2 separate regions of the Homo sapiens genome follow, and region 1 is linked to region 2. The links are chromatin loops, found by intact Hi-C in ENCODE. Cell type or tissue: prostate gland. All regions are shown on one strand. Links, peaks and the distances in the headings refer to the core of each region. The heading gives the core; the rest is flanking DNA. Region 1 overlaps LOC105370765 (a long non-coding RNA gene). Region 2 overlaps DPH6 (diphthamine biosynthesis 6).

Region 1 (15,846 bases), core at 6,741-9,240, 370 kb after region 2:
ACCACGCCCAGCTTGCAGTTAATACATTTTTAGTTGAACTTGGAGATGTTCCCCCTCCTTTCAGGACACAGAGTGTATGAGCCTGGTAGATGGACAAAACTGTTTTGTTTGCTTTTGTGCTTTTTATTTCCATAAAAGAGCCCTGAATAGTCAAATACCAGGTGATTTGACACCCCCACCACCCAACCGCCATCCAAGATTTGGAAGTCTTTTTTCTTTAAACAAAATTAATAGGCCGGGTGTGGTGGCTCACACCTGTAATCCCAGCACTTTGGGAGGCCGAAGTGGGTGGACCACCTGAAGTCAGGAGTTCGAGACCAGCTTGGCCAACATGGCAAAACCCCATCTCTACTAAAAATACAAAAAATTAGCCGCTTGTGGTGGTGGACGCCTGTAATACCAGCTACTCGGGAGCGTGAGGCAGGAGAATCACTTGAACCCAGGAGGCAGAGGTTGCAGTGAGCTGAGGTCGCGTCATTGCACTCCAGCATGCGCAACAAGAGCAAAACTCCATCTCAAAAAAAAATAATTTTATGTAAATGCATATGTAGAAACTTGAAATACAGTGTGCTTTGCAACGTGGGACGAAACATTGGTAACAAGTATTTTTTACCATAAGTGTCCATTTTGACCATTTTTAGTGTTTTAGGAATTGCTTTTGAAACTGATTATATTTGAAACATATAAGACTACAATTGGAGAATCCTTGATATTAAAAAGTTGCCATGATTAAAAAGTCTTTCAGAATTTCTTGGTTAGTAAGATTTGGAAGCTTATAGCTTCTAGAGTTTGTTTTTAGAACAAGAGGTATGTTTGTGTGAAAGTGAGATGGGAACTCATGAAATGAATGCAAAATTGTGTGCACATATGCATATGGTTGTGTTCTGGAGAAAGCCTTGGTAGCTTTTAATCAATTCTCAAGAGGGTTCATGACACAAAGAATTCCCAATTTGCCTGTCTCGCTTTCCTTCCCACACCCACCCTCCCTTATCAGTAGTAACTAGCTTGCTCTCTCTTGCCAGCTGCCTATTTATCCCTTCCCAGATGAATTGTCCTTCTTGTTTTCTGACCAAGCAAAGCTGAGCAAGGAGAACTCAGGAGCTGGTGCCCAGGTGGGGGCGTCAGGTAGATGGCAAGACTGCTGGGAGCGCCGCAGTGAGTGCCCTCTGGGTGAGCTGTTAGGAAGGCAGACAGCTTCCCCTGCCCAACACTGACCAGGAAACGTGGGCAGTCCAAGATGCCACTCTGCAGTCAAACTTCTATTACATTGAGGATAAGTTGAAAGAGAGTGTCAAGGGGAAAATGGAATTGGGTAGTGGCTTTCCACCGTTACCTGTTTTTGTCCAGTTATATTTTCTTTTTTTTTTTTTTTTAGTATTTATTGATCATTCTTGGGTGTTTCTCAGAGAGGGGGATGTGGCAGGGTCATAGAATAATAGTGGAGAGAAGGTCAGTAGATAAACACGTGAACAAAGGTCTCTGGCTTTCCTAGGCAGAGGTCCCTGCGGCCTTCAGCAGTGTTTGTGTCCCTGGGTACTTGAGATTAGGGAGTGGTGATGACTCTTAACCAGCATGCTGCCTTCAAGCATCTGTTTAACAAAGCACATCTTGCCAGGATTTTAACGTTCTGCTGGACTGAGCTGGTTGCCTCATGTTATTATGCAGGCAACTCACTTTATCCCAATTTCTTGATACTTTTCCTTCTGGAGGTCCTATTTCTCTAACATCTTCCAGAAAAGTCTTAAAGCTGCCTTAACCTTTTTTCCAGTCCACCTCTTAAATTTTTTCCTCCTCTTCCTCTATACTAACATGAGTGTGGATCCAGCTTGTCCCCAAAGCTTGCCTTGCTTTGAAGAATCCGACTGTAAAGAATCTTCACCTATGCCTGTGATTTGTGGGCCTGAAGAAAACTATCCATCCTTGCAAATGTCTTCTGCTGAGATGCCTCACACAGAGACTGTCTCTCCTCTTCCTTCCTCCATGGATCTGCTTATTCAGGACAGCCCTGATTCTTCCACCAGTCCCAAAGGCAAACAACCCACTTCTGCAGAGAATAGTGTCGCAAAAAAGGAAGACAAGGTCCCGGTCAAGAAACAGAAGACCAGAACTGTGTTCTCTTCCACCCAGCTGTGTGTACTCAATGATAGATTTCAGAGACAGAAATACCTCAGCCTCCAGCAGATGCAAGAACTCTCCAACATCCTGAACCTCAGCTACAAACAGGTGAAGACCTGGTTCCAGAACCAGAGAATGAAATCTAAGAGGTGGCAGAAAAACAACTGGCCGAAGAATAGCAATGGTGTGACGCAGAAGGCCTCAGCACCTACCTACCCCAGCCTCTACTCTTCCTACCACCAGGGATGCCTGGTGAACCCGACTGGGAACCTTCCAATGTGGAGCAACCAGACCTGGAACAATTCAACCTGGAGCAACCAGACCCAGAACATCCAGTCCTGGAGCAACCACTCCTGGAACACTCAGACCTGGTGCACCCAATCCTGGAACAATCAGGCCTGGAACAGTCCCTTCTATAACTGTGGAGAGGAATCTCTGCAGTCCTGCATGCACTTCCAGCCAAATTCTCCTGCCAGTGACTTGGAGGCTGCCTTGGAAGCTGCTGGGGAAGGCCTTAATGTAATACAGCAGACCACTAGGTATTTTAGTACTCCACAAACCATGGATTTATTCCTAAACTACTCCATGAACATGCAACCTGAAGACGTGTGAAGATGAGTGAAACTGATATTACTCAATTTCAGTCTGGACACTGGCTGAATCCTTCCTCTCCCCTCCTCCCATCCTTCATAGGATTTTTCTTGTTTGGAAACCACGTGTTCTGGTTTCCATGATGCCCATCCAGTCAATCTCATGGAGGGTGGAGTATGGTTGGAGCCTAATCAGCGAGGTTTCTTTTTTTTTTTTTTTTTCCTATTGGATCTTCCTGGAGAAAATACTTTTTTTTTTTTTTTTTTTTGAGACGGAGTCTTGCTCTGTCGCCCAGGCTGGAGTGCAGTGGCGCGGTCTTGGCTCACTGCAAGCTCCGTCTGCCGGGTTCACGCCATTCTCCTGCCTCAGCCTCCCGAGCAGCTGGGACTACAGGCGCCCGCCACCTCGCCCGGCTAATATTTTGTATTTTTAGTAGAGACGGGGTTTCACTGTGTTAGCCAGGATGGTCTCGATCTCCTGACCTTGTGATCCGCCCGCCTCGGCCTCCCTAACAGCTGGGATTTACAGGCGTGAGCCACCGCGCCCTGCCTAGAAAAGACATTTTAATAACCTTGGCTGCCGTCTCTGGCTATAGATAAGTAGATCTAATACGAGTTTGGATATCTTTAGGGTTTAGAATCTAACCTCAAGAATAAGAAATACAAGTACAAATTGGTGATGAAGATGTATTCGTATTGTTTGGGATTGGGAGGCTTTGCTTATTTTTTAAAAACTATTGAGGTAAAGGGTTAAGCTGTAACATACTTAATTGATTTCTTACCGTTTTTGGCTCTGTTTTGCTATATCCCCTAATTTGTTGGTTGTGCTAATCTTTGTAGAAAGAGGTCTCGTATTTGCTGCATCGTAATGACATGAGTACTACTTTAGTTGGTTTAAGTTCAAATGAATGAAACAACTATTTTTCCTTTAGTTGATTTTACCCTGATTTCACCGAGTGTTTCAATGAGTAAATATACAGCTTAAACATAAAAAAAAAAAAAAAAAAAAAAAAAACAAAGCACATCTTGCACCGGCCTTAATCCATTTAACCCTGAGTTGACACAGCACATGTTTCAGAGAGCATGGGGTTGGGGGTAAGGTTAAAGATTAACAGCATCCCAAGGCAGAAGAATTTTTCTTAGTACAGAACAAAATGGTGTCTCCTATGTCAACTTCTTTCTACACAGACACAGTAACAATCTGATCTTTCTTTTCCCATTTCCCCCTTTTCTTTCCGACAAAACTGCCATCGTCATCATGGCCCGTTCTTGATGGTCACTGTCTCTTCAGAGCTGTTGGGTACACTTCCCAGACAGGGCGGCCTGGCAGAGGCGCTCCTCACTTCCCAGACGGAGGGGCCGGGCACAGGTGCACCTCCCTTCCCAGATGGGGTAGCGTCTGGGCAGAGGCGCTCCTCACCTCCCACACGAGGTGGCGGCCGGGCAGAGGTGCTCCTCAAATCCCAGATGATGGGCAGCCGGGCAGAGGCGCCCCCCACCTCCCAGACGGGGCGGCCGGGCAGAGGCGACCCCCACTTCCCAGACGGGGTGGCCAGGCAGAGGCGCTCCTCCCCTCCCAGACGATGGGTGGCTGGGCAGAGGCGCTCCCCACCTCCCAGACGGGGCGGCCGGGCAGAGGCGCTCCTCACCTCCCAGACAGGGTGGCCAGGCAGAGACGCCCCTCACCTCCAAGATGGGGCAGCCAGGCAGAGGCGCCCACTTCCCAGACGGGGCGGCCGGGCAGAGGCACTCCCCACCTCCCAAACGAAGGACAGCCAGGCAGAGGCGCTCCTCACTTCCCAGGTGGGGTGGCTGGGCAGAGACGCCCCTCACCTCCCAGATGGGGTGGCCGGGCAGAGGCGCCCACTTCCCAGATGGGACAGCCGGACAGAGGCGCTCCCCACCTCCCAGACGAAGGGCGGCCGGGCAGAGGCGCTCCTCACCTCCCAGAAGGGGCGGCCTGGCAGAGGCGCAACTCACTTCCCAGACGGGGTGGCAGCCGGGCAGAGGCGCTCCTCACCTCCCAGATGGGGTGGCGGCCGGGCAGAGGTGCTCCTCACATCCAAGACGATGGGCGGCCGGGCAGAGGCGCTCCCCACCTCCCAGACAGGGTGGCTGGGCAGAGATGCCCCTCACCTCCAAGATGGGGCGGCCGGGCAGAGGCGCTCCCGTCCTCCCAGACGAAGGGCAGCCGAGCAGAGGCGCTCTTCACTTCCCAGGCGGGGCAGCCGGGCAGAGACACCCCTTACCTCCCAGATGGGGTGGCCGGGCAGAGGTGCCCACTTCCCAGACAGGGCGGCCAGGCAGAGGCACTCCCCACCTCCCAGACGAAGGGCAGCCGGGCAGAGGCGCTCCTCACCTCCCAGGTGGGGCAGCCGGGCAGAGGCGCTCCTCACTTCCCAGACGGGGTGGCGGCCGGACAGAGATGCCCCTCACATCCCAGATGGGGCGGCTGGGCAGAGGCGCTCCTCACATCCCAGATGGGGCAGCCAGGCAGAGGCACTCCTCACATCCCAGACGATGGGCGGCCGGGCAGAGACACTCCTCACTTCCCAGACGGGGTGGCAGCCGGGCAGAGGCACTCCTCACTTCCTAGACGGGGTGGCCGGGCAGAGGGGCTCCCCACATCCCAGACGATGGGCGGCCAGGCAGAGACGCTCCCCACTTCCCAGACGGGGTGCCAGCCGGGCAGAGGCTGTAATCTTAGCACTTTGGGAGGCCAAGGGAGGCAGCGAACAATTTCCTAATGAAGTACTGGAAAAGACAACCTTTTTCTCCATTACTATTTGGAATTGTAGATCACATACATCACCTGTTCCAACACCACGAGTCGAATAAATAATGAATCTTTTTATAAAGAGTATCCGTCTTGGAGGGATAGTCCCGTTGTAGAGATGTTTCACTTGTGCAAAATATCCAACATATCTATTCTGACAAGGAGTTTCTACTCCCTGAAATTTATTGCTGTGGGTTTTATCTGTTCGCCTTTCTCCAAAATAATACAGGCTTTCCTCTGCAGTTAAAAATATTTCGGAGGCAATAAGGAGCGCACAAACCATAGTTCCGGTTCTTCCTTTCCACTGGAGATCCACGCAACCCGGGCAGAGGAAGAGATTGTTTCTCCCAAGCCTTGGAGCTCATTCGAGGAGAGACTTGGAGACTTTGTGAGGGAAAGACACAGGGAAACGCTGCCGGCATTTTCCCAAACCTGGACTGGGAGCAGGACAACACTGGGGGATCTTCCCTATCTGGTTCAACCCATCTTGTGCCCCCAATCCCCCTACCCCTACATTTTCTATTTGATGTTTTGGGGGAATTTTTTTATTTTTGCCGCTTTCCTTAGTTTCTGTCTCCATTACAACATCCTAACACTCTAATTGGCTTTGTATGGGACAAACAGGAAGTATTGCTTCTGGCAGGATGGGATTTTCTGTCCTGTTGATTGATGGATTAATTTTTATTGAGCACGGTGTGCTACCAGCGGAACCAAAAATCCAAGATACAATTCCAGCTCTAGGAGTCTATGTTCTAATAAAAGTAAGAACAACATATTCAAACATCCCTGTTTCTTTTTCTCGTCAGTTTCCCTTCTACTGAGACAACTACACAGATAATTTAGGACCCCAAAACATGCTATTAAAAAAGGACCTGACTGGACCAGACAGCTGGGTGGGGGCAGTGGTTTCATCTGAAGAGCTTCAGTCATCATATTGGCTGAGTGGCTGCTCGGTGCTGGACTTTAAAAGAGTTAAACATTTTTCCAGATTTTTTTGGTTACATTCTTATGTCAAGTTAGATTAAACAAAGTTACAGTCTTGAACTATGCAGTAGTTTAAACCCATACAGAAATCTCTTCACTAAAATACAACACAATACTATATGGCTCAATTTCATGAAGGGCTAACGATTTTATATAGTCATATTAAGAATGTTTCATTGTCTCTTCATGTCTGTGATATAAGGATCCAGATCATTTTTTTCATAAATTAGCATCCCCCCAAAGAAGTCTCCTTTCCCTAACTATTCTCTCTTAATCAAGCACCGAAAGCCAGGAAACCCAGGTAATAGATATTTTCCTATTTCCTCAGAGCAAATTTTCGTGCTCAAATGAAAAAACTGTTTCATCTTTGGATCAGTTACAATATTTCTGAACCACTATTTCCTCATCTATAAGATAAAGAATATTGGAGATGATCATTTTGTTTCCTTCCAGCTCTGAACCACCCCAACAGACACAAACTTTCTTGTGTGATTTCTGATTTCATTTGCAACCTTACTCAATTCCAGTAGAAGCTGCATAGGAGCAGGGTCTATGTCCATCTTGTTCAGGTATAGGCCTAGCTCCTAGCACATGAAAGTAGGGCAGTTAATATAATTTGAATGAATAAATTATGTTCCAAGCGATGTGTGTTTTTGATGTGTATTTTTGCTGTAGCATGCCTCAAATCTTTCTATGGAAGAAAGCAGGGTCCATATTATAAATTCCTACCTCTTTTGGAATATATTCTTACACCATATTTGAAATTCTTTCATTTGCTCTGCCTGTGTGGCTATGGCTAAAATTCTGTCATCCCTTTCTCCTCCTTTTTCTCTTGGTGAACCCATTATCTTGCATACTGTTTCATAAAAGGCCCCAACACATAGAACACAAGACTTCCACTCAGGAAGCGGGAGCTTGGGCTGCTGAGGAAGAAGGAAGCAAGGTCCTGGCGTCCACTGAGGCCAGGTCGGGCAGAGTAGGTCTCTGCTGGCCACCAACCTACCAGCAGACAGTCGATCTAACAACACATGGAAGGAACAACACTCCTTGCTCTCTAGGCTAAAAATGTGAACCCGTTCCCCCAAATAAGGGGTCTAATTCTAAAGAACTGGGAAAAAGGAACCCACTACTGCTCCAAAGGCTACCTAGACCCGGGGTTGTTGGCCACTGAGAGTCTCCAGCTGAGGGAAGGGTCAAAATACTTCCAACATGGTTAAATGTGCTGATTTTATTCTTAGCTAAAAAAAATCACAGATTTAGGCCGGGCGCGGTGCCTCACGCCTCTAATCCCAACACTTTGGGAGGCCAAGGCGGGTGGATCACGAGGTCAAAAGATCGAGACCATCCTGGCCAATATGGTGAAACCTCGTCTCTACTAAAAACACAAAACTTAGTTGGGCTTGGTGGCGCGCACCTGTAGTCCCAGCTACTCGGGAGGCTGAGGCAGGAGAATCGCTTGAACCCGGGAGGCAGAGGTTGCAATGAGCTGAGATTTCGCCACTGCACTCCAGCCTGGCAACAGAGCGAGACTCCGGAAACAAAAACAAAAACAAAAAAACAGAGATTTTTCTCTAAACCTAAGGCTTATCCAGAACACTGAGATTATGTGTGTGATAGGTAAACAGTAGGGAGTTAAGGGGTGGAATTATGGGGAGGGTAGGGGAGGAGCGGGAAATCAAGATGAGAGAAGAGATTTACCTGTGGCACCGATTTTCTCCCTCTAAATGTCAGCCTGCAGCGTGGGCCTTGTGGTGCATTTGATAGGCAATACTGCTCTCTAGTGGCCAAGCAGGATGAGCGCAAGCTTCAATTAAATCCCCTTAAAATTTAGGGCCATTTTTGTTATTTTGGATTGCACCTCCAGTTTTAAGAGTGCCTTCTTTTAAATATTAAGAAGAAAACAAAATAGTCATTTTACCCAAGTGCATAACTTCTTATAAAAGCATGCATGTGACTCTTCTCTCCCCTTCCTCACTGATTTTTCCTTGATGTCCCCTTGTACACAGGCACACTCTTTTGGGCCTTCCTAATAAACCACCCGGCCATGGGTCTTGGAGTCACCTGGGGAAGCTTAGAACTTGCTTTACACCTCAGGCTGTGGCTACTTGAGGACCCAGTAGGAAAGGCACAAGATGAAAAGTTGCCCTCACTGTTCCCTCGATGGGAAGACCCTTCCCTCACTCCCTCAGGAGGCTGGTTCCTCCCCAGGTTGCTCAGCCCAGAGGCCACCTGGCTAGAGCAGTCCCACTCCACTGACACCCTCCCTGAGTATCCACATCCAGCACATTATCATTCTATCGGCTTCATGCAGCTCATCACGCCTCAAAATTATCTTTTTGCTTATTTACTCATTTAATGTCTCTCTCTCCCCACACCCCATCACAATACAAGCTTTGTAACAGCAGAGACCTTGTCTATTTTTTTCACTTATATGTCTCCAAACACTAGAAATTTGGCATGTTCTTGGCACACAGTAGGCTCTAAATAAATTTTTTGAATAAATGATAGAGAATATTTAACTTCTAAGCTTTCTCTTCCAATAGCAATCTTTTTGTCTAACACCTTACCATCTCCAGCGTTAGAAAGGTGGGACATGACACTATGGGAAGCATTCCACTAGGGAACTATAAGGCGTGAAATCTCTGCCCATGCATCAGTAGAGGCAGCAGACTGGCATTGTAAATTCCCAGTACTGGGTTTAATTTAATTTTTAAAAGTCTAATTAGGCCCTGGCCCAGTGGCTCACGCCTGTCATCCCAGCACTTTGGGAGGCTGAAGTGAGAGGATCACCTGAAGTCGGGAGTTTGAGACCAGACTGACCAACATGGAGAAACCCCGTCTCTACTAAAAATACAAAATTAGCTGGGCGTGGTGGTGCATGCCTGTAATCCTAACTACTTGGGAGGCTGAGGCAGGAGAATCACTTAAACCTGGGAGGTGGAGTTTGCGGTAAGCCGAGATCATGCCATTGCATCCCAGCCTGGGGAACAAGAATGAAACTCTGTCTCAAAAAAAAAAAAAAAAAAAATCTGATTATATATGTTTCTCCTTGTCTACTCAGAAAAAAATCCTAGTGTATGTAGGTACAATCTTCTAAAACAATAGGAATATACAGAAGAGAAATAGAAAGGCACAGGATGATAAAAAAATTATCACAGTGTTGTGCATAATAAAATGCCAATTGGTAGTTTCATTTAACTTAATTGATTTAATAAACGACATAAACTTATGAGTACATATCGTTGTACCAGGAAAGTTTTACTGTACATTTTTTGGGTAATATCAGTATACGCTATGTCATAGTGACCACAATATCTGCCTCCATTTCTCAGTGTTTTTGACTTAGTCGCAGAACCATTTTAGAAGACCTGGTTTGATAGCCTACTTAGATCAGGGCTTCATTTTCTTTTTGTCTCCTTTATCATTCCTTTTTTTCCCATATGAAATATAAAATGGCATTCTAGTGGATAAAACAAAACAATTTTGAGCTCTTCTGGTTAAAGCCATGTTAGGGACCCGAAAACCTGCCCAGTGGGCTTCCTTTACCATTCTCCTCTCCCCTTCTACCCCCCTCTCATCATGAGAACCCCCAAGTTCCCTCTGTCAAGCCACAGGACTTCTGAACACAGATAGAAACCAACTGGCTGACTGTCCTATTCTACTGTCCTATTAAAATCCCAATATTTGAAATACTCTGCTATTCTATTATTCTGGTGACAGAGCAGAAATTAGCTTATTAAACAAGCTAATGTGTGACTTCTGTACCTGTGCTCAGTCAATAGACATTTGTGGAGTGTGTTCTCACTACGTGTCAGGCTCTGCTAAGTACAAGGAATACCTGTGAAATGGACAGGGCCTTTGCCTTCACGGAGGTCAGTGTAGTAAGAGATACTGATAGTACAATGTACCAAATATGACGATAGGGTGAACACAGAGGGGAACATAGAATATGTCCTGATCCACCCAGCAGGAGCGTGGTGGATCAGGGAAGGTTTGCTTGTTGGAGGTGGTGATATAGATATAGACCTGTGGAGAGCTTGGAGAGGAGTTTTCTAGCTAAGAGGATAACGTGTACCCACAGGCCCCGTGGTTCATCTGAGGGACTGGAAGGAGCTCTGTTTCAGTGGAACATGAAATGTATGGTGTCAGAACAGTGAGAGGAGAGAAAGATGAAGCTACAGAGGTGAGCAGAGTCCGCATCACAAAGAGTCTTGTAAGTCATTGCCAAGAGTCTGAAATTTAGCTGGAGGGCAATGTAAAGCTGTTGCAAGATTGTAATCAGGGAAATGATATGATAATTCAGCTGTAGTGTGAAAATGGCAGCAAGACTGATCAATGAGATCAATGTGGAGAATGTTGTAGTCATCGAGATGAGAGACGATTGTGGTCTGAATCAGAAAATGGCCATTGAGATGGAGAAGATGGATGGATTCAAGAGATATGTAAAAGCTGGAATCAGCAAGACTTCCTTGATTGAATATGGAGCATGAGGGTAGGGGAAAGGAAAGGATAATGCCCAAGTTTCTGGCTTGAGCCACTGAGTGGATGGTGATTCCTTCACCAATATAAGGGCATTAATATGGGTAGAAAGATAATGAGTTTTATTTTGGACATGTGGTGGGACATGTCTATAAGACAATTAAGTGGAAATAGAGTGCAGTTGTGTATAAGGATATGAAGATCAGAAAAACTATCGGCTAAAGATAAAGATTGAGGAGGCATTAGCATACATGGTAGGTGGTACTTGAAGACATGAAAATATATAAGATATCCAGAAGATTTTGTAGAGAAATAGAGGATCTAGAATAGAACCCTATAGGACAACCACATATGTAAGGGGTAAACAGAAGACAGGCCCCAAAGGAAACAGAGCAAAAAAGAAGAACAGAGGTAGAAAATAAATTCTTGGAAGCCAAAGGAAAAGGGTGTTTCAAGGAGATAGTTGTTGACTATGTTGAATTTTGCTGAGCAACAATGGAGAACTGTTCTTTGGATTTAGGAAGAAGGCAGTCATTAGTGACCTTGGTGAAAATAGTCTCAGTGGAAGTAATAAGAGTAGAAATCACATTGCTATAGGGTCAAAGGAAAGGGGGAACGTAGACACAATACTGCCAACAGTTCTTAGGAAGCTTGCTCTGAAAGGAAAGCAAGAGAGATGGTTGGCTGGGTACAGTGGCTCACGCTTATAATCCCAGTACTTTGGGAGGCTGAGGTGGGTGCATCACCTGAGGTCAGGAGTTTGAGACCAGCCTGGCCAACATGGCGAAACCCCGTCTCTACTAAAAATACACAAATTAGCTGGATGTGATGGCAGGTGCCTATAATCCCAGCTACTTGGGAGGCTGAAGCAGGAGGATTGCTTGAACCCTGGGGCGGGGTGAGCGGGGAGGTTGCAGTGAGCCAAGATCACGCCACTTCACTCCAGCCTGGGCGAAAGAGCGAGACTGTCTCAAAAAAAAAAAAGAGAGAGGTGTTGATAAAAGAACAGAAACGTGAGGTCAAAATAGGGTTTTTTGTTCTTTGTTTTTTTAATTCAAGAGACTTGAGTGTGTAGAAATATTTATGGAAAAGAGAGTGTTGTCATATTAATTTTACAGAACCTCAAAGAGGTTAAGCAGCTTCCCCTAAAGTCACACAACCAGCAGAGTTAGGATGCAAACCCAGGTCTGTCTGACTAAAGTAAATACAAACATAAAGAGTGTACAACTTGGCTCTAAGTACTGGCTTCTCAATAGAATTCACTAGATCAGAATCATATTCCAATTAGCACTAGTAGAAAAAATATATATATCATGTTTTCAGCCCTATTAAGAGACCAAGAAACTGAAGCTAAAAGTAAGCATCTGGCTTAAGCTTACACAGCTCACTATTGGCAAATCAGGTCCGGGGCGTTCACTGCTCTTAGTCTTCTTATATTCTACCTTTCATAGCATTTCCGCTTGGTTAAGGAGCCAATTTGGAGTTGGAGAACAAAGCATAAAGTATCTTAGTATAACAACTGATCGGATTAAGCTATTTAGATTTGCCATATACACGTCTGTATCACAGCAAGGGAAACTGCCAACAGAGTAAACAGACAACCTACAGAATGAGAGAAAATAGTTGCAAACTATGCAGCCAACAAAGGTTTAGTATGCAGAATCTATAAGGAACTTAAACAACTCAACAAGCAAAAACCACGTAACACCATTAAAAAGTGGGCAAAAGACATAAACAGAAACTTTTCAAAAGACATCCAAGAAGCCAACAAACATATGAAAAAACATTCAACATCACTAATCATCAGAGAAATGCAAATCAAAACCACAATGAGATATCATCTCAGCTGGGCACGGTGGCTCCCGCCTGTAATCCCAGCACTTTGGGAGGCCACAGCAGACAGATCATGAGGTCAGGAGTTTGAGACCAGCTTGGCCAACATGGTGAAACCCTGTCTCTACTAAAAATACAAAAAATTATCTGGGTGTGGTGACTCGCATCTGTAGTCCCAGCTTCTTGGGAGGCTGAGGCGGAAGAATCACTTGTACCCGGGAGGCGGAGGTTGCAGTGAGCAGAGATCGTGCCACTGCACTCCAACTTGGGCAACCGAGTGAGGGTTCCTCTCAAAAAAAAAAAAAGATATATCATCTGACCCATGACAGAATGGCTTGTAAAAGCCAGAAAATAACAGATGCTGGCGAGGCTGGAGAGAAAAAGAAGCACTTACATGCTATTGGTGGGAATGTAAAAGAGTTCAGCCACTGTGGAAAGCAGTTTTATTTCTCAAAGAACTTAAAACAGAACCACTACTCAACCCAGCAATGAGATTATATGCTCAAAGAAAAAAAAATCATTCTATGAAGAAGACACATGCACTCATACATTAATCATAGCACTATTCAGAACAGAAAAGACATGGAATCAACTAGGTACCCATCAACAATGGATTGGATAAAGAAAATGTGGTACATATACACCATGGAATACTATGCAGCCATAAAAAGAACAAAACCATGTCCTTTACAGCAACATGGATGTAGCTACAGGCCATTATGCTAAGCAAATTAGCAAAGGAACAGGAAACCAAATACTGCATCATGTTCTCACTTACAAGCAGGAACTAAACATTGGATACACAGGGACATAAAGATGAGAACAACAGGGCTGGGTGCAGTGGCTCATGCCTGTAATCCCAGCACTTTGGGAGGCCAGGGCAGACAGGTCACGTGAGGTCAGGAGTTCGAGACCAGCCTTGCCAACATGGGGAAACCCCCGTCTCTACTAAAAGTACAAAAATTAGTCTGGTGTGGTGGCACATGCCTGTAATCCCAGCTACTTGGGAGGCTGAGCTAGGAGAATGCTTGAACCCAGGAGGCAGAGATTGCAGTGAGCTAAGATCATGCCATTGAACTCCAGCCTGGGCAACAAGAGCGAAACTCCGTGTCAAAAAAAAGAAGAGAGAGAAAAACAGACACTGGGGACTACTAGAAGCAGGAGAGAGGAAGGAGGACAGGGGCTGAAACACTACCTATTGGGTACTATGCTCAGTACCCAATAGGCAGTGGAAGTAATAAGAGTAGAAGTTAAAGATCCTGGGTGATGGGGTCTTTCATACCTCAAACCTCAGTGTCATGTAATAAACTCATGTAACAAACCTGCACACATACCCCTTAAATCTAAAATAAAAGTTGATATTATATTTTTAAAAAGTTTTTAATCTACACATGGGATAAAATTTTATGATATTTCTCACACATACTCCCACACTTACAGTACATGTAAACACTAATGAAAATATGCAACTAAAATCTAACCCAGCAATTGCACTCCTGGACATTTATGCCAGAGAAAAGAAAACACAGTCACACAAAAACATGAATGCTCCTAGTGGCTGTATTTGTAACAGCAAAAAAAGTAATCAGCATCAATGTCCTTCAACAGGTGAATGGTTAAATAAACTGTGGCGCATACATACCATGAAATACTACTCTGTAATCAAAAGGAGGAAACAATTGATACACACAAGTTGGATGTATGTCCAGGGAATTTTGCTGGGTGAAAAAGAAAGCCCATTCCAAAAGATTACAGGCTATAGATTCCATTTACATAAAATGACAAACTTACAGAGATACACAGCAGATTAGTGGTTGCCACGGGTCGTATTGGGATGGGGGATCCGGAGGAAAGTAGGTGTGGTTATAAAAGGGCAAGAACTGTTCAATATCTTGATCGTATTGGTTGATACACGAATCTACATGGGTGATAAAATTGTGTAGAGCTTAATACAAACACAAACGAATAAAAGTAAAATTGTTGAAATACAAATAATGTCAGTGGATTGTATTGATGTCAATATCTTAGTTGCAATATACCATAGTTTAGCAAAATGGTAGCATTGGAGGATACTGGGCAAAGTGTACAAGGGACCTTTTTGTATTGTTTCTTACAACTGCATATCAAAATTATCTCAATAAAAATTGTAATAAAGGCCGGGCGCGGTGGCTCACACGCCTGTAATCCCAGCACTTTGGGAGGCCGAGGCGGGCGGATCACGAGGTCAGGTGATCAGGACCATCCTGGCTAACACCGTGAAACTCCGTCTCTACTAAAAAAAAACGTACAAAAAATTAGCTGGTCGTGGTGGCGGGCGCCTGTATCCCAGCTACTCGGGAGGCTGAGGCAGGAGAATGGCGTGAACCCAGGAGGTGGAGCTTGCAATGAGCCGAGATCGCGCCACTGCACTCCAGCCTAGACGACAGAGCAAGACTATGTCTCAAAAAAAAAAAATTGTAATAAAAAGAGAAAAAAAAATCCATGTCACTCTTTGTGAGCCCAAAGTGGTCTAAAAACTGCTCAGCATGCTAACATGTAAATTCTACTTATTTAAAGTAGAATTGTGACGGTATATACTAAGCCTATGTTATAGTTCTAGTAAAAAATAACAAAATCGGCAGTTTTTCAACTCAGTGTCTTTGACTTGGTTAAACAAATGTGTAATTATTGTCAAAATTTTCCTCAGGGAAATGAATATATCATTTTTGCACTTCTTGTATGGTTTACCAAAAAGTTGAGTAACTGCAGATTGCATAATTGAAGGAAGTTTTGAAAATGAAAGCTGTAGGTAGGTGAAGTGGCTCACGCCTGTAATCCCCGCACTTTGGGAGGCCGAGGCCGGCGGATGACCTGAGGTCAGGAGTTTGAGACCAGTCTGGCCAACAAGGCGAAACCCTGTAAATTAGCCAGGCATGGTGCCGTGCGCCTGTAATCCCAGCTACCCGGGAGGCTGAGGCCTGAGACTCGCTTGAACCCAGGGGGCGGAGCTTGGAGTAAGCCGAGATCGCACCCCTGCACTCCAGCCTGGGCAACAGAGCGACACTCCGTCTCAAAAAAAAAAAAAAAAAG
Region 2 (15,846 bases), core at 6,041-8,540:
TTTGTTTTTTGAGACAGAGTCTCGCTCTGTCGCCCAGGCTGGAGTGCAGCGGCGCAATCTCGGCTTACGGCAAGCTCCGCCTCCCAGGTTCACGCCATTCTCCTGCCTCAGCCTCCCGAGTAGCTGGGACCACAGGCGCCCGCCACCATGCCTGGCTAATTTTTTGTATTTTTAGTAGAGACGGGGTTTCACCGTGTTAGCCAGGATGGTCTCGATTTCCTGACCTCGTGATCCACCCGCCTTGGCCTCCCAAAGTGCTGGCATTACAGTCGTGAGTCACCGCGCCTGTCCTATTTTATGTCTTAAAAGGATCACATTGGCTGCTGTGTTGAAAATGGATTTTAAAAGGGTGAGGGTGGAAGCAGGGAAGGAAATTAGGATGTTGACATGAGAGAGAATGGTGGCTCAAACGAGGTTGTTAGCAGTGGTGTTAGTGAGGAATGATCACATTCTGCATTGTGGTAGATTGGATGTGGAATGCGAAGAAAAGGAAAGGATGATTTCATTTCACATTTTTTAATCCTCTTAAGAACTTTGAAAGGAACTATTTTTGCCCCTATTTATGAACTAGGAAACTAAGCACAAGGACTTAGATTTTACTTGACTTCAAAAGCCATGCAGCTAGAGTACAAAATGAGGTTTTAAATTCAGATGTGTCTTCACTCCAAAACCTATATTTTTTCTACTTTACCAATAATGGAAAATATCTAGTACAGTGCCTGCAGCATTGTACTTTTTTTCTTACTATTTTCTTTTTATTCAAATTCTTAAAAAAAAATTCAAAGTTAGTAGATAAGAATAGTTCACATAACTGTAGCTATTGTTAATTTAATAAATATGTGGCTATTTTATTAGGATAAATTATTGGCCCACTTTACATATGCTTCAAAATTTTGATACCCATGAAAGTTTTAAAAATGAGAGTATACTGGCATTTGTAAATTCTTTTACATAGATTTCTAAACTAAGAGTCTTACTAAAATTAATATTTCTAGTGTGCCTGGAAATTTCATTTTTATCAGTTTATGCATAACCCATGGAAATTAAATATGTTTATGTTGTATATATAAACATTATGCAAAATATGTTTTTAAAAGCATTTTCAATGCTAAAATCCTTGAACGAAGCATTATGTTTCAAATCAAAGTAATTGCTGTGGATCCAAGTATAAAACATTAAGAGATCATCTGACTTTCTTTTTCTTTTTCTTTTGTAGGTGTAAAAGGCTTAATCTCCAGCCTTTAGCTTATCTTTGGCAGAGAAACCAGGAAGATTTGCTCAGAGAGATGATATCATCTAACATTCAAGCAATGATCATCAAAGTAGCAGCTTTGGGTATGCAGCCAAACTATCAAGGGAGCTGTTTGTTGCCACATAGATGATCTCAGTTCACTAATAAGTAGTTAAAATGAACAAAGAAAACTGATTTAGAATATAAAAATGTGGAGTCACAGCTGAAGAAATTGAGTAAGCACCTTCCTTGCATAAAGAAAAGGAAGTTTTAAAGTGGTCTTTTGACCATTTGCCGAAGTGATTACTAGTAAGGCTTTTTTTTTTTTTTTTAACATATAACAGGTTCTAAAACTGATATTGTATTATAGTCCTTCATTTTAAGTTCTTTTTTTTTTAGGGTTTGGAATTTAGGCTTGTAGGAAACAGGAAATACAAGGGTTATTTTTGTTTTGTTTTGAGGTTTTTTGGAAGCTTTTTATAATATGTATTTGACACAAAACATTTTCCTTGTATTTTTTAGCATATTTTGAATAATGCTAAAATAGAATGATGGTTTTGTTTTTGTTATAAAAAATAAATAGGGTACTGGTTTTTGTTGGGGATGGTGAGAAAATCATGTTTGAGAAAAAGTTATCTGATTAGTTAGCATAGACACAGCAGGCAGGTGGTAATCTGATTCAAGTATGGACATTACATATGAGCACATTTAATTTATTTGGAATTTCTATAATTATATTCATTTTTGAGAAACCGTAGGGTTTGAGCCCAGTCTGTTCATTTCGTGAACCTGTTATAGAAAATGCCCTGAAACCTGAGAGTTCCCAAAGCCTAAATCATGTACCTCATTTGAAAGTGTTTACCTTGCAGATCTCTGAAATAACAAGGTCTCAAGCTGTAGAAGATTTTACAGATACATTCAGTTTTTAAATAAAATTAAGAGAAATAGTACAGACCCCATAATATTTCTCCATGGTAAATACCAAGCTACTGTATTCTTGCTGAAGTTGAGGTGTTGTCTTCAGTTGAAGCCTTTATTTAGTGAATCTGTAGTTGATCTCCTTAGCTGTTAAAACAAGAAAGATTGAGTGATATTATGTTTTTATTTCTGAGAAAAGGTTGCTGAGCAGCTCTCATGATTAACGTTATTATATTTGTCATATGAATTTCTATGTGACTCTGTACAGAGTATTCCCTCTTGCTTTTTCTTTGTCTCTCACTCTCTCTTTGAATTTTCTAAGATTACATAATTCCATAATGAAGTTCACGTGACGTCTCACTGAAAGGTACACATACTATTCCTTTTACTGCCCGATAGATAAAAGACTGGATTAGGACCCAGAGAGACCTCCCTTATTGAAAAGATAGTCAAAGAATTTGACCTTATTGCCATCTTTTAATAGTATATAACCGATATTGTGTGTTCTTTCATTTCTATCTGTGCCTCTCTGTAGGGATTAGAGATGGGGAATTAGCTTTATCAAGCCTTTGGGTAAAATGTAAAAACTGAGCTGATTTGTCTTTGGCATCTCAGTAACAAAAATATAGATCTGATTTTAACATTTACAGCACTGCCTGTGTGCTGACTGCCTATAGGTGTGCAAAGATGAAAGTTATTCTTTAGAATAATATTAAAGAAAGGTTTATTAAATGGCACAGTACTTCTGAAGACATAGAAACATATAAATGATGCAATATAGGTTGCTAAGCCTTTTTCCTCCCATTTAAAATTATCAGAACAATTTTAAATGGATTTAAGCCAAAAAAAAGGGACTTTTTTTGGATTTAAGCAAAAAAAAAAAAAATGAGACAATAAGACCTTTCTGTGGGGGAGAGGGATCAGTAAAATTTTGTGGACCATTTTTCTATGAAATGGTCTTATAATAGAAAAAGGTCAGTTCTACATGAATGCATACAAATATATTTTTTATAATTATGGTATGTAACCTTTATGTCTTATAGGCATCAATGAACTCATAAAATTTCTGGCTTCTTTGTTTCATTATAATGTTTTAAGGGACTCATCCATATTATTGACTGAAGCAATAGTGTGTTTATTTTTATTGTAGTATAGTGTTCCCTTGTGGGAGACTGTAATTTAATTAAATTTAATTAACACCACAATTTAATTGTCCATTCTATTATTGATGACATATAGGTAGTATCCAGTTTGGCACTGTGATAAACAGTGCTGCCACGAAGTGGTCATCTTACACATTTTCTATCCCAGACCTAGAACATCCTTTTTTTCAGGAAGCCCTGATTTCTTTGAATGTGAAATGATATATGTCTGTATGTGTATATCTAATGACTCATGAGTTCATGATATTTCACAATCAAATTCAAGACAACATAAGGATTATCATAATTCTGTATTCCATCACTGCACTCTTTCTTCCACAGTGAATCTTGATTATCAAGGTCACAAGAGATATTATTTATTAGAAAATCCCATAATTTTTGGGAACAAAAAGACCAAATAGCAGATCTATTATCCATTCTTTCCAGTAACTGGGGTAGGCTTCCTGGAAAGAAAGAAGAAAGAACTTCTATAATCTTTCTATAAACATATAATTATAGACCTCATGGCAAAAAACAAACAAAGAAACAAAAAATCACTAATGGTATTTACTAGAGGGGAAGAGTATCTTTGGACTGCTTTTAGCAGGATATATCTAGTTGCTAAAAAAGAGAGAGAAATGATAAAGGAAAAACGTGAGACCACTTTTACCTATTACTGGAAAACCTCCTGTTTCTTGAAAGATATATTTGTTTGCAAAGTAACTAAATTGATCACTAGAAAAACTATACTGGTTTAAGGGTTAGTTTGTTCAGTTAAATGATGGTGTAGTAACATTGACTATGAAAGGAAATAATGCTAGGACTCTACTTATAAGCTTTCTAGGATTGCGATATAGGAATGAGATGATGGGGGAGGAGGCAAGTACACAACTATATATCTTTCCCATTTCGTAGATTTTTTTTTTGTTAGTTTTGCCTGATCCAATGGTCCTAGGCTCGAGTTTAAAGTTGCACATACCAAAGGAAAGTGTTGTCAATGCACAAAACACAATATCAATACATTACATTGACAGTGCATATTCTTAAAGGCCTTTAGGGGTATGGATAACTTCACTCTGTGTAGGCAAATTAAGGCCTATCCATAAACACAAGCCAAGTGTCTTGTGATTCTTATCTGTCAAATCCTGTAATATCTGCCAAGGAGAAGTGCTAACAAGGCTGCTGTTTTACTGTCCCTGTGGGTTTATAATACAACCGTTGAGCCAGTTAGCCCAATCATGGGGAAAAGGGTGTGGGTCAAAACAGGTAATAGATGGAAATGGCGGGGGGGGACGTATAAGAGATAGAAAGGCATTATAAGTGAATTCAAGTTCTGTGGAGAGCTGTAACCATGTGACCTTCCATGGCAGAGCCTCAGAGCTAGAAAATAATAAGGTATTTGGTATCTCTCCGTGGTAAATACCAAGCTACTCCATTCTTGCTAAAGTTGAGTTGTTGTCTTGGATATCTCTCTCAAATTTGATGCTCACCTAACTGATGTTGAGAGAACACTCTGGATGTGTTTTCTGGAGAGAAGGGAAATTGGTGATGTATAGCTCTACTTAAAGATTCCACCTATGGCCTGTAATCCCAGCACTTTGGGAGGCCGAGGCGGGCGGATCACGAGGTCAGGAGATCGAGACCATTGTGTCTAACACGGTGAAACCCCATCTCTACTGAAAATACAAAAAAATTAGCCATGCGTGGTGGTGGACGCCTGTAGTCCTAGCTACTCAGGAGGCTGAGGCAGGAGAATGGCATGAACCCAGGAGGCAGAGGTTGCAATGAGCCGAGATCACGCCACTGCACTCCAGCCTGGGCGACAGAGCAAGACTCCGTCTCAGGAAAAAAAAAAAAAGATTCCACCTATGTAATCTAGAGGAATAAAATGGCAGAGTGCCCCTTGATGACTCAATGTAGGAGCAGTTCACTACAGTTACAACTCATTTCTTGGTTTATAGGCTATCCAGTTGTCCCTTGAACTACAAGGTGGTTAGGAGCACCAACCCCCTGCACAGTTAAAAAGCCACGTAAAACTTTTGACACCCCAAAAATTTAACTACTAATAGCCTGCTGTTGACCAGAAGCCTTACCAAAAACATAACAGTCCATTAACACATTTTGCATGTTGTATGTATTACATACTATATTCTTACAATAAAATAAGCTGGAGAAAAGAAAATGTTACTAAGACAATTATAAGGAAGAGAGGCCAGGTACAGTGGCTCATGCCTGTATTCCCAGGACTTTAGGAGCCCAAGATCGCTTGAATCAGGAGTGAGACCAGCCTGGGCAACATAGGGAGACCTATGCCTATAAAAAGTTTAAAAATTAGCTGGGCATGGTGGTGTGTGCCTGTAATCCCAGCTACTTGGGAGGCTGAGGCGGGAAAATCACTTGAGCCTGGGAAGTCAAGGCCTCAGTGAGCTGTCTTTGCACCTCTGCACTCCAACCTGGGTGAAGAGCAAGACCCTGTCTCAGAAAAAAAAAAAAAAAAAAGGAAAAAAAAAAAAAGGGAAAATACACTTATAGTACTGTACTGTATTTATCAATACTGTAAATTTATGTCATCTGTTTACAAAATGAATCATTGTCTGAAATTGCAGGCAACCACAGCTGCAGATCTTGATCTACAGAACATCAACTTTTTCTTATAATGTCATGACTTTTCTCTGCGTCTTGAGAACACATCCAGCATCACTAGTGGCAGTTCGTATGGGTCCCATGTTGTTACTCGAGGTTTACAGTATTTACGCTAAACACAATGAAATATATGCAAGAACCACTAGAGATCACTTTTTACTGTGATACACAATTTACTGGAGACAGAAACTGCTCTGCTCATGCAGAGATGATTAGCATCACATAGTATTTTAAGCAGACACTAGCAACACTTGAGCTCACCGCAGTGGCAATGTAAGTTGGCTACAAAATTAATACAGTAGTAACAATAGATAATAATAGTGAATTTTATGCAGTTATGATTTAATGCTGCATCTTTGTTTACCTTTCTCTCACCTGTGAATGATATGTGCGTGTTTTGATAAATTTCAACCTTTTATAATAGATTTGTATATATTTTATGGTAGTAAATGATAAAATACATGAACAGCTACATGTATTTCATGCATGCATGACATACCTTTCTCTTAATTTTTTCAGTATTTCTAGGCTACATGGTTCATATGTTGAGTTTTTTCAAATTGTCACACATCTCTCCAAATATACGTATTGAAAAAAAAATCCATATATAAGTGGATCCAGGCAGTTCATATTCATGATGTTCAAGGGTCAACTATTTACCATTCAGATCTCTTTTTTTTTTTTTTTTTTGATGATGATGATTTGACTATTACTAATTAAAGTACACAGATGGAGGATTCGGAACAGTAGGACTTTTGCACTCCTTGTGGACATAAATCAAGACAATATGTTGCTAAGACATCTACCTAGGTATAATGGAGAGCAGATTTCTACTGCCTGTTACAGCTTGATTTCCTTCTAATGTAGAATATGTGAATGTGAATGGAATTCATTTAAGGGAATTGGAAGACCACCTTGAGGGAGATGGATTTGGATGTAATGTAATGAATAAATGTTACTAACAACTCCTCTCTGGAGTTATGCAGAGTATGTTTGTGAAAAGCCTATGACACACCCAGAGAGAGCTGTATTTGATACATAATATACCAAATGACAATCTCATGATACTTTTTTGTATGTGTGCAAACTATTTTTCTAAATTGTACAAATTTTACTAATGTACCACAGTAATAACCCATGTTGTTGCTTGATGAGTATTGTCTCTGCTGTCTTGATATTCTGAAGGCATTTTTAGTAATGGTCTTGAGGACCATTACTAATATCATACCAAATCAGACCAAAATAATGTTCCTGAAAGCTCGTGATGAAAAGGATTTGCTAATCCAAATAGAGACACTAGAGGGAGCTCTCTTCCAGGAGACTGGCTGCATCTGGAAATGGCCCTAGAGGGACAAGAAAGCTTTAAATGACTGGACTCATAGAGTATTTAATGGAACATCATATTGGTCAACAGTGCAAGAAGAGGGCTTATACTCTTATGTAGGAAAGACTTTTAAATATTCCAATTGCTATGGAAGTTGTTGTTTTTAAAGATTCATTGCCAGCAGTTCTAGTAGCCAAGCTAATATTGAAGAAAGACTCTTGAATATTCCAATTGCTATGGAAGTTGTTGTTTTTAAAGATCAATGACCAGCAGTTCTAGTAGCCAAGCTAAGGATGCCCACTTATGGAAACACTATGGTTAGCCTAAATTATGGGACATTGCTGAACAGTGTGGCCTTTATATTTGTTCTCCAATGGCCGAAGTATCACAGATAAAAAGGGAATTTGTCTTTCTCATGCTACACTGATTAGAATTGGAAGGATAAAGGAATGACATTATGTTATCCTGAAGGGAGCTTGTTGCATAATGACATCTGGAAGCCAATAACTTTTAAAACCTATACTATGCTATGTATAATTATATCCTCAAGCCAAATGGAATCCCGAATTTATTGAACAATAATCTCTAGTCACTAACCTAGTCACTGTGACTATGAATGTGCATTTAAAAAGGTTGTTTTTGTTGGGAAGAAACAGAGAATGGTATTGTGATTCTAGTTGACCTCATGTGCCAATCTGGGCCAGAGTATAGCAGTGAAGGACCTGGAGAGCTGTTCTGATGGTCTTGGAACTCTACCTTATTTGTTAGGCTGCCTGATTACTTCTCTTCTTGAAATTATCAGAAAAGGTTGAAACTGGGTAAGGTGTCCAATTTGTTTGAGTCTGATTTGACAAGCTGTTATCTTGGTTTAACTCAACTTCATATTTATTTTGTATTACACTATAAAATAAATATCACATTGTATGTGGGGCTGTAGAGAACATATCCTTATGTTTCTGCACAGTTAGGACCTTCTGAGCAAATTTTACAGAAACTTGGGACCTAGGCTAAAAGATGAGCTTTAGAACTTAATTTATGACTGAACAGTTAAGTGAAAACTCCAGAGAGACTTACCTTTCTAGAGGTATCTGTTTACATTTCAAAGGAAGGGTTGAGACCAGGACCTTGGAGACATTTCTTGGGTAGTAAAGCTGGAGACACTAGTTTTTCCCCTCAGGAAGATTTATTTACATTCCAAAGTGTGAAAGCACATATCCTTCCCTTTACTTTTCCAAGGAAACTCTCAGAAGGGAAGGGACAACAGCTGCCTCTTTTTTCCTAAATCAGTACTCAGATTTATTTTTCCAGACCCCTTGCCTGTGGTAGATGAAATTACTTGCAAGATTATATCTCTTTCTCATCACCTTGCTCCTGGAGTAAGAGCTGGGGCAGAGAAAAGTCAGAACAGTATTATTTACTTATTCTTTGTAAGTAATAAAAATAATAATGTGTTCTGCTCCAGAGAACTCTTGTTGGGACTCAGCATACCAATAGATATAGATATTATATTAAAATGGTAACAATATATGAGACAATTTCAGAATAACAATGCTAATGCCACTACTGATGATATAATTTCTGAGAACAGTTAAAAAGAATTTTTTGTATGTGCTTTTATGAATTTCCCCTCTCATTTTTAAGAGATCTTTTTATCTGTATTGTCTGAGCATATAGCTACTATGACTACACATTCCTTATGTTTTAAGTTTTATGGAAATGTAATTAATACACTATGCATGTCACCCACTTAAAATGTACAATTCAATTTTTTTAGTGTATTCACAGGTTGTGCAATCATCACCACAGTCTAGTTTTAGAATTTGTGTTCCCCAAAAAGGAATCTCATGCTCGTTAGTAATCATTCTCAAGTTGCCTCCAACCCCTGCCCCACTGCTCCCAGCTTTAAGCACCATGAGGACTTTGTGTCTTCATATCTTTATAGATTTGCCTATTCTGGATATCTCATATAATTGGAATCCTACAATATGTGGTCACTGTGACTGGCTTCTTTCACTTAGAATAATGTTTTCAAGAATCATCCAAATTATAGCATATATAATTGAGTTCTTTTTGTTGCCATATAATATTCTGTTACAAAGATACGTTTATTTAGCCATTCATCAGTCCATGGACATTTGAGTCATTTCCATTTTTTCTTTATTATGAATAATGCTCCTATGAACATTTGTGTACAAGTTTTTCTTTGGACCTATATATTCATTTCTCTTGGGTATATACCTAGGAGTGGAATTTCTGTGTCATATGATAATTCTATGTTTAACGTTTTGAGCAACCACCAAACTGATTTCTAAAGTGGCTGTACCACTTTACATTCCCACTAGCAATGAATGAGGGTTCCAGGTTTTCACATCCTAGCCAACAGTTAATTATTTTCTGTCTTTCTTATAGCTATCATGGTGAATGTAAAGTCTTATCTCATTGTGGTTTTATTTTGCATTTCTCTAATGGCTAATGATGTTGACCATCTTCTCATGCATTTATTGGCCCTTTGTATATCTTCTTTAGAGAAATGTCAATTAAAATCCTTTGCCTATATTTTAATTATTTGTCTTTAGTGCATTGTAGGTTTTCTTTAATATATATTCTGAGTATAAGTCTCTTATCAAATGTGTGATTTTAAATATTTTCTCCCATTTTGTGGGTTTTCTCTTTACTTCTGGGTGGTGTCCTTTGAAGCATAAACATTTTTAGTTTTGACGTAGTCCAATTTATCATTTTTTTGTTTTGATTACATGTTCTTTTGATGTTATTTCTAAGAAATCATTGCCTAACTTGATGTCACGAGATTTACTCCTATGTTTTCTTCTAAGAGTTTTATACTTTTAGCTCTTACATTTAGATATGTGATTTCCTGGTTCTGTCCTTCTCCCACTGTGTTTGTATATATATGTATACACACACACATACATATATGAGCTCATCATTTTTTTTATTATACTTTAAGTTCTGGGATACACGTGCAGAACATGCAGGTTTATTAAATAGGTATACATGTACCATGGTGGTTTGCTGCACCCATCAACCCATCATCTACATTAGATATTTCTCCTAATGCTATCCCTCCCCTAACCCCCCACCCGCCAGCAGGGCCTGGTGTGTGATGTTCCCCTCCCTGTATCCAAGTGTTCTCATTGTTCAACTCCCACTTACGAGTGAGAACATGTGGTATTTGATTTTCTGTTGCTGTGTTAGTTTGCTGAGAATGATGGTTTCCAGCTTCATCCATGTCCCTGCAAAGGCGACGAACTCATCCTTTTTTATGGCTGCATAGTACTCCATGCTGTATATGTGCCACATTTTCTTTATCCAGTCTATCTTTGATGGACATTAGGATTGATTCCAAGTCTTTGTTACTGTGAATAGTGCTGCAGTAAACATACATGTGCATGTGTCTTTATAGTAGAATGATTTATAAGCCTTTGGGTATATACCTAGTAATGGGATTGCTGGGTCAAATGGTATTTCTGGTTCTAGATCCTTGAGGAATTGCCACATTGTCTTCCACCATGGTTGAACTAATTTACACTCCCACCAACAGTGTAAAAGCATTCTTATTTCTCCACATCCTCTCCAGCAACTGTTGATTGCTGACTTTTTAAAGATCACCATTCTAACTGGCATGAGATGGTATCTCATTGTGGTTTTGATTTGCATTTCTCTAATGACCAGTGATGATGAGCTTTTTTTCATATATATGTTTGTTGGCTGCATAAATGTCTTCTTTTGAGAAGTGTCTGTTCATATCCTTCACCCACTTTTTGATTGGGTTGTTTGTTTTTTCTTGTAAATTTGTTTAAGTTCCTTGTAGATTCTGGATATTTGTCCTTTGTCAGATGGATAGATTGCAAAAATTTTCTCCCAGTCTGTAGGTTGCCTGTTCACTCTCATGATAGTTTCTTTTGCTGTGCAGAAGCTCTTTAGTTTAATTAGATCCCATTTGTCAATGTTGGCTTTTGTTGCCATTGCTTTTGGTGCATAAGGCACATATTCCTGGTGGCTCCTCCCCATTCTCCCAGTGATCATGCAGACCCCCAGTCTGTTGCAGGCATGCCCAGGCAAGACCCTGTGCGGGTTCCCTTATCTGCCTCCTGCCTCTATCATTCCCCCTTCTAAAGAAGGACATATAACTGCCATTAGGATAAGGATAGGGATAAGGATAAAGACTGATCTTTACTGCATACTGCTGACAGAGGGGGTACTGTTTTGGGAAGACAGAATCAGATCTCCCTCAGAGGCCTATTTAAGGTTCCCCGCTTAAAGGGGGCCATTGTTTGAGGCTCCAGTTGCATGACTGTTTGGAGTTCGATGGCCTGAAGGCAAGAGGAGACAAACCTGGTTATTAGAAAACATGTCAAAACGAAACAAAAAGGGGTGGGTAAGGACAGTTTTTAAATCCCAAGGCTGTTGACATGCCTAGATAACTGGTGACTATAGTCAGGGTTGCTAAGATTTGGGTGCATGGGGCTTGGCTTTGGTTAGCCCTCTTTGTCTTATTTTCCCAAAAAGGAAACCTCCAGGTTATGGGCACCTTATTTACTCCCATCACCTGGCAGGATTTTCAGGATAATTGCTCAGAATTAAAATATTGAACCAGATTTTTACATTACCCATCCCTTTTGTTCCTTCTGAGCTGCAGCCAGAGATTGCTGGTTGGTTCACAGGAATAAGCAGTGTAAGCCTAAAATGTAGGCAAGAACTTAAAAAACAACTAATCAGTCTGGAATTTAATGATAAATATGTAAGTTTTGAAACATAATTTCTCTCCAGTCCTCATTTTTGTTAAAAACAAAGCATAATAGGATTGAGTTGTTTGCAAAATAACTTTAGTCTCATACTTGGCTTGATTATTTGCGTAATGTGGAGCAAAGAATAATTATTTCTACATGGGCTTTTTAAATTGGATTTGATGGAACTCTATTCTACAAGGAATCTCAGATAGGACTTTTTTTTTTTTCCTTTTTTAAAGCCAAGCCCTGCCATGGGTTTGTACACTTTAATGACTATGAGTTGGGTGAACTCCTCTCTTCTTGAGGTCCCAAGAACATGGGCTCCTGGACCTGTTAGCAAGTGACATTCTTTACTCACCACAGGTTAGGAACTTTGTACAGGGACTATGTAGACAGGGTATCTACTATAGACAGTTTTCCCAAGCGGTTTTTATTGGATCTGCAAGTTGAGCTTGATTCCTTAAAAGGAAGCATACCCTTCCAGTCAAAGCCTTGATAAAACAACCAGTTTCTCCGATTGCATCCTGTTGCAAGAGAAAATGGATTCTTATTGCACTGATGCAAATAACCATATTGTCATAAGTTAAGAATGCTGACAGTGTCCAAATACTAGAGAAGCCAGGCAGAGAGAAACAAATATGCTCCAAATTTTGTTCACAGGAGTATACCCCACTCTATTAAAGGCTATAAATAGCTCAAAATAAGTTGCCTTGACTCTGAAAACAAAATAAGTATCAGCAGTGTTTTAAAGAAAAGTTTAAAAAGCTTACTCAGTTTTTCATTAGTTCGGTCCATTCCATTAACTCGTGTTCTGTTTGATATTCATCAACATTTCAGCTATTAATATCAACCCTAATTTTCTAATGAAATCTTAAAGACAATTCTATCCAGTCTTAACCAGTTTGACCGTGAGGTGAGATCGTCATAAACCTTTTATAACTCTTTATAAATTTTGCTAAAAAGCAGATTAGTACCTTAGGAAAACTTTGTTGTGCTTTTATTTCAATGCTCAATTTACAGAAAAACCATATAATACCCTTTTGAATCTAGTCAGTGTTCACACACAGAATTTCTTTTGCAAGATTAATTTTTAGAAACCTTCCACAACTTGTTTAAACCTTTGGCTTTATTTTACCTAATTTAAAATAATCCTATAAACCCAGGTAAAAAATTACATTTTGATGGCATTTGCATTTTACCAGTAATCTCCAAGGCTGTTTCCGTTTCTCAAAGACTAAAGTCACATGAACTAAAAGGGGCACCACACTTTTTATCTTCCCTTTAAAAGATATTTGATCTAGGTGCTTATTTTCCTTTAGGCCAATTAATAAGAGCTCTCTTTTTGTAGACATCACACACAACATATATATAACCACACAGACAAACAGAAGCAGATCCAATAGTTATAGGATATTCTGTTTGCCAATCTCCTAACTGGGCTATTGGCCTCCAAATGGGGCCCTTTAAGAGTAGGGCTAGGAAAGCATGCAGTTTCTAGGACCTAATAAACAGGTAAAGCTGGAAGACAAAAACAAATTTTGAGAAAGATTCATCCGCCTCTAATTCCTGGGGCTCCACGAGGAAAACGGAGGCTTCTCCCAAAATGGAATCCTTGGCACCTTTTCTGTTTTTCCCAAGTAATCACAGGCCATCGCTTGAACCAGGGACATGGAGGTTGCAGTAAGCTGAGATCGCACCACTGCACTCCAGCCTGGACGAAAGAGAGAGACTCCATCTCAAAAAAAGAAAGAAAAGAAATGATCTTAGGGCCTCTCATGTGTGTATTAAGGGTGGCAAGACAAAATGGAGAAAAGAATTTAGTCAACTGAGAAAAAAACTTTTTCCAGAAAAACGAGATACAAGAAGAGAAAAATATAAAGGTCTTTAAATATACCTATGACTTGGGTATCCATTTTTAATTTAGCTCAGCGCTGTTTATGAAAATCCATTTAAATCCCTTATTATCCAACTTTAACCATGCCAAGTGGCCAGTATTTTGGCTTTCAAATTTTACCAAGGTAACCTCCCAGGGACTCAGAGGAAGGAAAATTCAAGGTGATTTGTGGAGGGGAAGAGAATCAACAAATGGTAAAGGTCATGCAAATATCAAACCAGAAAGAACTCATTCCCTAAGCCAGGACTGAACCTAGGCTGCCATTGTAAAATGGCAGAGGCTAGAACAAAGCACTGCCACATGGTTACAGGTCATGCTTCCAAGGACATAAAACAAGATAGAGGCCTGCAGCAAAGTTTGCCACTGACTGGTTTGCTGGCCTGGGTTGAACAACAGGCCTGTGGAGTACTAGGCCTGTATCTCATCCTAAGGTACCCCTCTTTCTGACAGAACCATGCAGAGTGACATGCAGAGCACACCAGTTTGGCTATAGCTTAAGACCAGCCTCACAAATCCTTTTTCATAATTAAAACTTTACAGAAAATATAAACAGTGATCCTTACCATTCCCTTTACCGGTTTGCACCAGGAGAGGGAGGCCAAAAGCCCAACTGGTAAGAAAAAAGTTTACTCTTTTGCCTGCATGTCAGGCTCCGGGGTTCCCTTCCTCCAAGCTCAGTCCCAAGCCAACCAGTTTAAGGTTTGGGAAATTAACTTCTCCCAGTTTGGAGCATACATCCAAGAGGACTGTCCTGTAGGGGGACCCAATTACTCATCTGTGAAGAAAGGACAGAGGAGGAAAAAGGAAAAAGAAGACATTTTTTTCAAAGGAGCCCCAGGACTCAGGGTGCATTCAAAAGAGGTTCACAATGAAGATGAATGGCTACTCATCTAGAAAGAGGGGAGCGAGGCGTTCCTGGTTCCATTTTCTTCCTAGTGAATACCGTGGATATGTGAGGGAGAGAAAGTGAGGCATCCCTCTTTCTTTCGTCTGAGTATCCCTGAGGCCCAGCAACTGTGACAGGGTGCCACCATGGGCGTCAAAGTGGCTTTCACCCATGTAAACATGGGTGCCTAGGGAGTGGGATTATCTGCTGTTACCCACGTACACCCTGTCTCCCCTGCTGTTAGTAGCCTTCGAGCTCCAAAACTTGGAATTGAGTTTGGGACAAAAATGTGTCTCGGGGGTTGCATGGACTCCTTATCATAAGCCAAATGCTAAGGAGAAGCTGTGGAATTGAGTCCTCCAACAAGGGAGAGAAAAGGGTGTCCTGGCCTAGTAAAATGTCCTCTAAAAGGGGGAGAAAAAAAAGCCTCTTGCATAAAACTTAACTCCTGACCTGGTGGAGAAAAGAAAAAAAAAAAAACTTAAAGGCAGGGCTGTCTTAACTGAGACAGGATGGAGAAAAACAAAAAAAACTTAAATGCAAAGCTGTATTCACTGCTGACAGGGTGGAGGAAAGAAAAAGGTGCCTGAGCAAGAAACCTCTTATTCTTATGCAAATGGATTTCTCCAACAGGAGAGAAACTTTTTCTTTTATGAGATGGAGTCTCTTTCTGTCACCCAGGCTGGAGTGCAGTGACGAACAGGGAGAGAACCTTTTTTGTTTTGTTTTGTTTTGTTTTGTTTTGTTTTGTTTTTGTTTGTTTTGTTTGAGACGGAGTCTCACTCTGTCTCCCAGGCTGGAGCGCAGTGGCGCCATCTCGGCTCATTGCAAGCTCCGCCTCCCTGGTTCACGCCATTCTCCTGCCTCAGCCTCCCGAGTAGCTGGGAGTACAGGCGCCCACCACCACGCCCAGCTAATTTTTTGTATTTTTAGTAGAGACGGGGTTTCACCATGTTAGCCAAGATGGTCTTGATCTCCTGACCTCGTGATCCGCCTGCCTTGGCCTCCCAAAGTGCTGGGATTACAGGCATGAGCCACCGCGCCCAGCAGGAAAGAAGCT

What was found. Hi-C counts contacts between places; a loop is a spot of excess contacts. Peaks named below come from ENCODE experiments on the same cell type or tissue, not always from the same donor. Only the 100,000 strongest peaks of a DNase experiment are listed, where the experiment ranks them.
Region 1: it touches region 2 in a loop (6-fold over the local background); 66 of 110 quality-filtered maps call a loop at or near these places.

What each region holds. Positions count from the first base shown.
Region 1 is chr15:35,071,074-35,086,919 of GRCh38, reverse strand. It overlaps LOC105370765 (a long non-coding RNA gene), which reads left to right. Exons shown (of 2, transcript XR_932103.4): 2 at 5,725-7,109. It overlaps NANOGP8 (Nanog homeobox retrogene P8), which reads left to right and starts at 1,625. Exons shown (of 1, transcript NM_001355281.2): 1 at 1,625-3,510. The coding sequence starts at 1,810. The coding sequence ends at 2,727. In prostate gland, for the core only: a CTCF peak has its summit at 8,262 (motif pointing left); a DNase peak (open chromatin) is centred at 8,214; H3K27ac peaks cover 1,192 bases.
Region 2 is chr15:35,436,174-35,452,019 of GRCh38, reverse strand. DPH6 (diphthamine biosynthesis 6) reads left to right here. Exons shown (of 9, transcript NM_080650.4): 5 at 1,217-1,335. It overlaps LOC124903464 (a long non-coding RNA gene), which reads left to right and starts at 15,770. Exons shown (of 2, transcript XR_007064580.1): 1 at 15,770-15,846. In prostate gland, for the core only: a CTCF peak has its summit at 7,217 (motif pointing right); no DNase peak of the experiment used is centred there.